2 separate regions of the Homo sapiens genome follow, and region 2 is linked to region 1. A link is a loop called in an ENCODE intact Hi-C map of the cell type or tissue named here. Cell type or tissue: IMR-90. All regions are shown on one strand. Each heading gives the region's core, and the rest is flanking DNA. Links, peaks and the distances in the headings are about the cores only. Region 1 holds the start of LOC124900838 (a long non-coding RNA gene). Region 2 overlaps LINC02508 (long intergenic non-protein coding RNA 2508).

Region 1 (5,387 bases), core at 269-5,268:
TCATCTGAGCATGGCTAATTTGGGAATTTAGGCCTTAAACATTCTAATTTCCAGATAAATTTTTAAACATTTTTTTCACTAAAATGTGTCCTTTAGGAACACAAAAACTCAAGATTTTAAGAACACAGTGTAAACCTCTTTTTCTGCTTTTTCCCTTGATCTATGAACTCAATTAGTCCAAACTATAAACAACCCCATTTAATAAATAATTTTTATTATAAAAGCTATAAATTCATGAATCTGTCTGATAAAAATTCTTGACTAATGTGAAAGATCACCCTTTAAACTGTGCTATATCCATGTTATTTCAACTTTGTGTGAAGTTACCCAGCTATTAGTTTATATAACATTTCTGGTTTGGGATATCTACCTTGTAAAAATTCTTCAAATATATGAAAACAATTCTTATCTTCTTTCTAGAGTAACATTATTCAACTCTCAACATTACTGTGGTCAACTCTTATCATTTAATGTGAATTTAATGGATGACAAACTTGGCAGACGTGTCTCTCCCAAGGTGTCAAACTCAGTCTTACTAGTCTGCCACGGAACTTGAGGAGACGAAACAGAGGGGCCGTCTCCCACGCCATGCTGTCTTACAGCTTCTGAGGATGCGTCTTCCTGATGCCTCTGCTTCAGTTTTCACTCGTGCTACTTCTATCCATTTCAGCATCAATTGGTTCCTAGATTTTCGGATTTAATAATTCAGTAAACATTCAAAACAAAAATTAGGATATCAAACAGGTTTTCTGATTTTTGATTTTTAAAGTCAGAATACTAAAATTCACATTCAATTCCTCTCACTTAATATCGCAAAGTGTCTATTATCTATCTTTATTTTTCTAATTTTACTATTGGCTAAAAGACAATTGTTTTTTCCAGGGAGAGGGGAACATATTTGCTCCCTTTTATGTATGTTATTTTTGTTTTCTTTCACACTAGCTTTTTCTTGTTTATCCTTTTTCTAGCAAACAACGTCTTGCTTTTACTCTTCCATGAGAAACTTTTCCTGTCTTACCAGTTTGCAGACTCCCTCCCATGGTGCTTCTCATAGCTGCAGCTATCATAAATAAACAGCTTTATTTATTTATGAAACAGCTTTCATAAATAAACAGCCCCAACTGAAACTCACTTGTTACTGTTTAAGTAGAAAATCTTGGTACTTCTGGAACATATAACGTAGCCAAAATTAACATAAAATAGGTAACACAGAAGACTGGTAGAATGCAATGTTCCAGGAATGTGTATTTTGGGGATATTACAGTGTCCCTGTCTATATATTCAGAATATGCTGTATATTCAGATGAATATAAATGAAAGTTTCGGTCAGTCGAATTTTTGTTAGTCCACGTTTAAAAAGACCAGGGTATCAAGACTTTGGGAGTTGTTATTTAAGCAGATTAGCAAATTCAGTTAGCCAAATATTCAGTAACTTCAAACTTTCTCCAGTTGCACTGAGATTACCTGTGCTAGAGAAACATCAACACTTTTATCTATTATTCCAGAGCTGCAGAATTCCAGGGAAAGTTTAAATGTTTATCATAATATTATTCACCAAACTAATACTATAAACTTCCACACTTAATTCTCTGCCTTTATAGCCCATGAGTTGCCTTTCAGCAAACCGTGCTACAATGATATAGAGTTATTTACATCCGCTTAAGCCTATCAAAAGAGCCTCAGACATTTTGTTCAGTTTGACTGATAGAAAAGCCTTCATCTCAGCACTCCAAAAATATTATTGTGCACACATCTCCCCAGGGCATGTTACTATATGCTGCTAACAAAACGGTAAATAAGGTAGTTAAGGGGCTGTATTGGTCAAGTTTCTATTTTGGAGAGGGAAATATGCAACACACCAGGAAAAAATTAGAGAAAATAAATAGAATAGTTGCGAATTACAGTGAGTTGTTGGAATCAAATAGATAGGTAGGCCTAATTTCTATTGCAGTGTCGACATGTGAGCTGAGAGCTGATGGATGAGAAGCAGCCAGACAGGCTGCCTTCAGGGGAAGAAGCCAGAGGTGCAGAGGTGCTGATGACAGAAAGGGGTGGGGACTGACCTGCGAGATGGTAAATGCAGAGGAGCACGGAGAGAAAGAAGGCTGGGTGCCACGGAAAGTAGGAGCACTCACTGAACAGAGGCTTTTAGATTAGGAGAGTCTCCTTTGAAGACCTTGGCTCACGTCACTGGGTTTATGACTCAGAAATAGCTTCTAGAGCATTTGCTATGTTGAATGCCTTTAGGAACTTGGAATGTATGGAAGAGACATTTAAGAATGAGAAGAGTGTTTTCGGGCGGCAGTTCAGTGCCTTCTGTCCTCAAGGTTCACAAATGAGCTGTCAATGTGGGCTCTTCCCATGAGGTTTAGTTTACAAGAATCTGCAAACCACAGCTGAAACCCTGTGTAACGATCAAGCACAACCCGGGCATTTGAATTTCTGTTATGAAGCCCTCATGGTTTATTTAAACAGTTCACACTGGTTTATTTAACCACAAAAACACAAATTGTTGTAGGGTTTTAGAACTGTACATTTCTTAAGGGTATTATTTAAAGAAAAAATATAATGAACAGTGTTTGAACACAGGAATTTCTATAAAGGTAAGACAAGTGTTGTTTTCCTTCCTTCCTCTCTCTTTTCTTTCTTTCTCTTTTCTCTCTTCCTTTCTTTCTTTCTGTAAAAGATACTTACTATCGATTTATAGTCAGTAAACACGCTTTAACATTTTAGTAAGACATCATCAAACAGCAAATGGGCAAAATACAGTTGTAGAAGAAAATACGTCCTTTATTTGAATATATGTCACCAAAATAGAATAAATGTAGAATGTCTTCCCTGCCCTGCTTTTCTCCTTCTCCACGACAGGTGGCGCTCCTGAACTACCACAGGATGCGCGCGTTGCCAGGCCGCGGCTCCCCTGGGGCCACGTTGCGAGTGTGCAACGTGGTTTCAGTTTGGCATTCTCAGAGAATAGCTGAGACTGGATTTAACCAACTAGTGTTTATGTCACAATGTCCAGGGGAGTGAGACTGCGGTTGATAGGAAATGTGTTTATTGATATTGTCAAGAATCTGGCCAGAAACCCTATCATTACAGATCACCAGACAATGAACACTCACACAGAATGTTGTTCGAACGTTGCAATCATAAAGGAAAAGGAATCCGCTTAGCGTTTTAAATTTTAGGTTTGGAAACTTCTTAGAAATTTCTTTGAGCTGTCGAATCCAGTATCTTTGCTAAGAAGCTAGAAGTATCACAAAAACTAGTTTTTGAATGACTTTTTTCCTCAACTCCATTTATTTTTAAAAATCTTGAAATATCCACATATTATTTTCCCCTTTTTCCACCATTCAGCGATTTAATAACATACATTTGATTCAAAACATGTTTGCATTTTACACTGACATTGTAACTAAATAAGAGATTGGCTGTTTCATTTACAGCCAAGTAGCTCTGCTGTGTTCAGGTGCAATTGTCACAGGTAAAGTGTGTGCCATAACCAGGGCCACTCACAGTTCAACGGAACCAGGGAAAGAGGCAAACACGTTCTGTGACCCAAATGGCAAATCCCTAAGGAGAGCTTGCTGATGAATTAAAATGGCATTAAAACTGGACCCAAGAAATTGGACTGAGAGAGAGTTTCAGTGAGACAGACCTCAGGAAATCAGGAAATTCAGGTGATTATAGAAATCCCAGGATGTCTGAGCACTGATGCTTCCAGGTATTCACCTGCTCCATCATATTCTCCCTCTTAGTTTCTCTCGGTTTCTCCCTTTCTTGGTTTCTCTCTCTCTTATTCGGTCACTAATAAGTTCTTACACAATCTATATAAGATGATGTTTGCCTTCCAGGTAATGTTCTACTTTTCTATTTTCAAAGTTCCACGTCTCCTAATACAGCAGATTGAGGAAATGAATATTTGCCTTCTCCATTGTTTAAATGTCCACTCACTTTTTCATAAACTACTTCCTTACATAAACTGTTCTCTGCTGTGTGGTCCCCTGCTAGCCAATGCCTACAGGCTGTTTGTGCATTGTGTCTTTTCTTATTATACAATTATATTTAGTGTCACATTCGAGGATCTTGAGTGGTTCTAGTTAATCAGCCTTCCCCCAGGGGCGACTTCTCCCCTGCAGCTCGATTCTTGTCATAGATGAGCCTTAGACACCGTCTGATGCTCAAGCACTTTCTTCTGGCAGTGCCCTTACAGGAGGGTTAGTAGGAGTCGGCTGTGGCATGGGCCACACACAGTCGGGGTCAGAAGACTGACTAACCAGAGGACTTCCAGCCAGAGACCATTTTCAATATTTGGGGGACTCTTCCTCCTTCTTACACCTGTATTCAATCCAGGTCAGTTACTAGGGCTTTCTTTTGTGAAGAGGATTTCAGCCATTCTTTAAGGGTAAACTTTGTTTCAAGGCTTATGAAATTGGCATCTGTGCTGAGGTGGCCTTGTCTCTAGGGCAACAGGGGTTTTAGGTCCCCTTGTCATAGAGTTCTGGTAACCCCTGGGCCAGAATTGGAAATCCCCAAGCCAGGTGACATTAAGTTGCTAAGTGATACATAGTGTAGGCACTGTGAGATGTCAAGGTGGCCTTATGGCTGTCATTAATCTTATAGCCACGATATGTCTGTCTCTTATAGTAGACTACACATAGTCGTAACACTTCATCACATTCATTGTACTTACTCCTTTGTCTAATTTTCTATATTGCTTTCTATTGAATTAGTGCCTGAGGGCAGGGACCACATTTAGTGTTTACTGTTGTTTCCATAGTGATACTCAGTACAGTGTCTGGCCCATTGGAGGTACAAATCGGTCTTTGTTTAATTTAAATCTTGATGAATTAATTGCAGAAAATTCAGCAGAACACGTGTGAGGCTCTTCCGAGAGCAGGGGTCCATTCAACTGCATAGGCTGCATACTCGCGATCCTGCACTACTTCTAATAAACTAGAAGTGTTTACTGCAAAGCTCTCCTCGCTGAAAAATTTCAAGTAGTTCTTCTCAGCGACATAAAAACAAATCTGCTTAAACAACAGGATGTTTGCCAAATATGTGCTACTACTTTTCTTTGCTTTCTGGGCTCTCCATAGAGTCCACAAATACTGGCCGTTCATTTGTAGAAATGAAACTTCAGAGACTCACCTTCTGCAACGGCTACTTCTAAACTTGACATAATGTGTTTTTCAGTTTGATTATTAATGACTTTCCCTATCTCACACCTTTGAAGTTCAGCGTTGTCAGTCACCCTGGCATCATTTCTAAATGGAACGTTGGATGTTGAATCTTCTGAGTAAGTGTTTGCTTGTGCCATGTCACTGATTATCTAGAAACATAATGTTCTTGTGAAATAGATTTTCAGAAAACTAAAGCAATCATAT
Region 2 (5,387 bases), core at 170-5,169, 420 kb after region 1:
GCTTTTTGTGTGTCTGACAAGAAGTGTATTAGGCTATTTTTTTCTTTCAAACAATGCTTATTACTTTACTGGTCATGGTTTATTGAAACTGTATTAGGGATACTGCAAGTGAAATAGTTCACAAGGTATGTAGCACTTAGTAAATATTCAGGATGCTTTGATTTTACTCTATTATTGGGATGAGCTAGAGGAGGGGGCTGGAGAAGGGGAAATAGGAAAAAGAGAAGAGTGGAAAAGGTCAAGGTTCTTCGTGGCTGTAAAATATTTCCTGTGCTGATCCTTTCCTTCGAGCTGAGAGCTGACCCCTGGCTGTCATGCGTGGACTGGCAGCCTCTTCACTCTCAGCCTTGAGGCCTCCTCTTGAGAGTCAGAAGCTTCTAATTCACAAGTCTGAAACACAGGCTTAGGGCTAATGCACTGATGGTGCAACTGGCTCCTAGAAAATATATCTATAAATTGCATTTTGTATATAATTACATATCAAATTTGTAACTTCTAACTGCTCACTTTTCAAAAAAAAAATGTCATATCCTCTCTGGTTTTTTATTTTATTATTTTTTTTTTGACAGAGTCTCACTCTGTCGCCCAGGCTGGAGTGCAGTGGTGTGATCTCGGCTCACTGCAAGCTCCACCTCCTGGGTTCAAGCAAATCTCCTGCCTCAGACTCCCAAGTAGCTGGGACTAAAGGTGCCCGCCACCACGCCCAGCTAATTTTTTGTATTTTTAGTTGAGATGGGGTTTCACCATGTTAGCCAGGATGGTCTTGATATCCTGACCTCGTGATCCGCCCGCCTCGGCCTCCCAAAGTGCTGATATTACAGGTGTGAGCCACTGCACACCGCCCGCCGTCCTGTTTTTAATATAAGTATTTTCATTACTATACTCTGGAGTACCTGGAATATAGATTCTAGTTTTTCCACAGGCTTTTCAACAGACTGAAGAATTGAAAGATTTTACACTCATATTGTTATTTATTTGAATATGCACAAGAAACAGTGAGTTTTCGTTCTCATAGTGTGATGTGAACGTATAAATACTGGCTGATTTACTTGATATTACTATTTTTAATTCTCCTTAAAATATCTTGGAGATTTTTCTCTTCTGATGTTATAATGATATTAATTTATGGCAAAAACATTTTTTCAGTATTGCTTTACTGAATATAAACAACAAAATTTTAAAGACCAATAAATACAAGTAAAAGCCCCCTTTTCTAATTCCGTAAGGCACGTAGCAGGCATTGTCCTTGACCACACTGAGTCACAGCACTGTGTCCTCTTGTGGGTAGTCACATCTGATACTGAACCACAGCACTGCGGTCTCTCATGGGTAGTTAAACCCGGGTGTCCAGTCAAATAAACACGTTTATTTTTAATAACATTACTTTTCAGGGAGCTGTAAATAAGACAGAAACATTTTCTTTAAAAATTTTAGAAGAAGGGGCAGGTGTATGTGAACATGTATGCTTTTACAACTTGCAAAAAAAAACTATATGGAATTTTTTTTCACTACTGTAGAAGTAAAAGTATCCTAGATTTGGGTGGTGATACAGTTTCATCCCCATCCTGAAAAAAGTAGAACTTTTGAAAGAAAAATATGCATCCCATAGACCTCAAATGTAAAGTTGGTGTTTAATAATACATGCAATTTCTCTACTATTAAAGTTTGATATCTGGAGCTAATACGCTCATTCCTGAAGGATTATTTTCCCAAAACACATTGGGGCCAGTGTTCGGTTCTGTGTGTAAGGGTCCGTCCATAGTGTGTTTCTCGCAATTCCATCCAGTCACCTAGTTAACAGACCAGACGGTTTCTGAGGCAACTATTCTTTCCCTTAAATGAAACATGTACCACTATTTTACAAGCTCTTATCAGATACTATGGGATGTGATTTGCTTCAAGCTGTGAGGCAAATCTGGCAATCCAGTTAAAATCAACATGAAAGTTTGTAAAACAATTTGTGGTCAGCAGTGAAAAGTGCTGGGTTGATCTCTAAATGAGTAAAAATGTTACCCATGAGGGCAAGAAGTACAGGATAACGTACAGATAATGTTCTGTTTTTTTTTTTTTTTTTTTTTTTTTTTGCATCTGCCAGCGGGTGCAATTTTAAATAAATTAACCCAGCACTCCCATGAATGCCACGGGTATTGCAGAACTTGTATTTCTAATTTTCATTCATTAGCTCACCTTTCTTAGCTTTGTTTTTATAATACATAACTTGGCCAAGATATTATTAGGTTTTAGTTTCTTAAAATGTATTTGTTTTTAGACCATCCTCACTAGGTGAAGAATGTTGTCTCTCAGTCTCCAGGCTGGGCCCCACACACACACCCAGAACGTATGTGAGCCTCTGAGGAGCAATGAGTACACCACTGTGACTCGTTACTGAGTTGGCCTACTCACTGCTTCTTTAAAATTGCCCTTGACTTTCGGAACAACATTCTTTTAAAGTCAGCTATTTATTTTCCACAGGGCTGGTGTGTGCTACTGTATATTTTAGCTTCCATCTTTTCATCATTTACTCACAAGGCAACCCATCATCTAAAATAATACAATTAAGCAAAGGCTCAGCCAAAGAGTGAATATCCCTGTATGGGAACGCTGGAAAACTGGCCAGCAAGATTTCCCCAGAGGTGTGCATAGCTCACTTGAATTCTAAAAGTGTTTCAGCTAAATTACATAGGTGCCAACGTTAAGGTGAAAAAATAAGATCTTACACAATGATATATTTTAAATCTATATCATATGGATTCCTCATGTTAGCACAAATAAGATGTTACTTGTCATCGCTAAAGAACAGAGGTGACAACAATAACAAGTACTTTTATATTTATACTTGTGAAGCTTTAATTAAATTCTAAAAATTAAAGCTAAGATCTCATTCCCATGAGAGATCCAGTCATAGCATAAGGATGCCAAGTGTTACCCTATCCCGATTAACTTTACCAACAGAATTTGAGGAATCCAGGCTTAATATATTTTAACCACGATTCTCTGCTGAATGAACCTGGTTGAGCTGTTTCTACTTCTCCGAGGCTTGGTTCGATGTCTTTGGCAAATAGCCCACTCCTGTAGCTGTGCCAGTTGGAATGTAAAAGTTAAGCCCATTGGCCTTTTTGCTGACCTGTTATTAAAGCATTTGATGTAAGTTTCAGCCACTTCACACACTGTCATCCAGCCCTTAAGGAGTATTGAGGTAATCTTTTACAAAAATGAAGTAACAGGAGATGTCTTTTCATGCATAATACATTATGCTGGACCTTGCAGACTTCAACCCAGGATATCTCAGCCACTGATAGGTGCCAATGACAGAACTCGAAGATACTACCTCAGTCTACAGCACACGCTGCTTATATCTTTTCACTTTGTAGCTGGAAGTAGCCTTTTCCAATGGCTCCAAAGTCTGCTGATTTGCAAGCCACACTTGCAGGTGAATGCTGCAGCTTGTCTCAAGTCCTAGGGACTTGCCTCCCAAATGTAATCTTAAATAAAACATGAATCAAATTTTGTAAAGAGTTTATAAAGCAGCCCAGCCAAGTTAGCACAACTTAGTTTTAAGAGGCATTCCAATACTTACATGGTGCTTGTGGAAAAAAATCAATGTGACTTAAAGTCAGAAACCAACCGCACCATTTCTCACTGTTCTTTCCCATCGAATTCTTCACACCTGTTTGTTCAGTTTGGTTTCGGTTGTTCGGTTTCTTTTGAACTTCTGTTGTAGCATATTGTTTGCTCAGCATACTATTATTTTTCATTTTTCAGGAACTTACCTTAAATAGACATCTTTTTAATAAGCATTGTATATATATGATGGTCCCAATATATGTTGGTCTAGTCCAATATTATCCCAAATGTCATATTATGGATTAAATCAGTTTCCCTGGATTGACCAGTACACTAAGCCATCATGTATGACATTGTTTCTTAAGGAAAACCTGCCGTGAATTCAAAAAGATCCAATTTTAAATGGAGTAGTGGAGATCCTAAGTCTAGGATCCTTTATTAATGCCATGTTCCCTCTTTGCAAAATGCTAATTACTTCATATGGGAAGCCTGTGTTTGCTTAACTTTCTGTTAAGTTTATTTATTTAATTTAATTTAATTTTTTTTTCAGATGGAGTCTCACTCTGTTGCCCAGGCTGGAGTGCAATGGCACAATCTCAGCTCACCACAAGCTCCGCCTCCTGCGTTCAAGTGATTCTCCTGCCTTAGCCTTCTGAGTAGCTGGTATTACAGGTGCCTGCTACCATGGCCAGCTAAGTTTTGTATTTTTAGTAGAGACAGGGTTTCACCATGTTGGCCAGGCTGTTCTCAAACTCCTGACCTCAAGTGATCTGCCCGCCTAAGCCTCCCAAAGTGCTGGGATTACAAGCATGAGCCGCCGCACCCGGCCTCTGCTAAGTTTACAACCTGCAAATTCTATCCAAAATATATACATATTTTCTTGTATTTTTCATTTAATGCACCAAAATAAAAAAAAAATTGTTTTTCATTTTCTGCTGGTTATTACTTAGAGGCTAGATTTATTTTGTAAACTATGCCCTAAATTGTTCCTTTGACTATTTTTAAGTTTATCTACCTACTCTGAAGTGTGGAAGGTGAGAGTAATGAATTGGCCCAGGTGAAATCTAATCATAGATAATAAAGCTGCTGCTAATAAAAATGCTCAAGTAACCCTCAAGCTAAGTAAGACTCTGCCCCCAGCAAAAATAGAACTTTAAAACATGCTATGCTACCATTAATAGGAAAAAAAAATGTAAATTCATTCAAAAAGTTTAGTAAAGGAAACTTTAAATATTTTCTGAAGAACTCAAAAGGAATAGAAGCAAATTGTATAATCAAAATTCAGGATATGACTATTTAAGAAGTAATCAACTGAGCTTGCAAAACATGTATTGTAGTTTAGAGATTTTTGCAGTTTTTGCACTTTCCTACATTTCTTAAAATAAATATATAAACAAATAAATGTACAATTTCAAATTGTGATTGTTAGTATGAATATTTTAAAAGATGAAAAAAGAGCTTAAGGAAGTGTGATCTTCCCATGATGGCCTTTGCTGGCCACCCAAACTAAGATTTAATTCTCTCAATCTCACACATCCATCGTTCTTTTCCTTTGTAGTGTAGGTAGCATTTATACTCATATATTTTCCTGTTAGTTTATCGCTTGTTGGTAGAATATAAACTGCAATACGACAGGAACCATGTCTATATTATGTGTCTTCCAACGTCCAACACTACAAAATGCCTGGCACAGTAGTGGATCAAGAAAAATTATTGAGAAAAAAATGGTGGAAAGGAGCCCAGACTAACCTGCAGCTCCCACTCAGACAGACAGAGCCGCCTATGAAGACTGGCATCATGAACTTCTGCTCCAAGAACTACCA

Evidence for each region. Peaks named below come from ENCODE experiments on the same cell type or tissue, not always from the same donor. Only the 100,000 strongest peaks of a DNase experiment are listed, where the experiment ranks them.
Region 2: a loop joins it to region 1, with 2.3 times the contacts of the local background. A loop is called at or near these places in 4 of 110 quality-filtered maps.

What each region holds. Positions count from the first base shown.
Region 1 is chr4:189,199,939-189,205,325 of GRCh38, reverse strand. LOC124900838 (a long non-coding RNA gene) reads right to left here and starts at 2,181. Exons shown (of 2, transcript XR_007058428.1): 1 at 2,064-2,181; 2 at 445-683. In IMR-90, for the core only: a CTCF peak has its summit at 2,869; DNase peaks (open chromatin) are centred at 2,265 and 3,035; H3K4me3 peaks cover 996 bases; H3K27ac peaks cover 1,064 bases.
Region 2 is chr4:188,776,779-188,782,165 of GRCh38, reverse strand. The region is part of intron 1 of LINC02508 (long intergenic non-protein coding RNA 2508); the gene reads right to left. It overlaps LOC101930028 (a long non-coding RNA gene), which reads left to right. Exons shown (of 4, transcript NR_188358.1): 4 at 4,115-4,492. Among named protein-coding and RNA genes, the nearest start is that of LINC02508, 2.8 kb to the right of the region's middle. RefSeq lists an enhancer at 1,135-1,304. In IMR-90, for the core only: a CTCF peak has its summit at 316; DNase peaks (open chromatin) are centred at 2,375 and 3,065.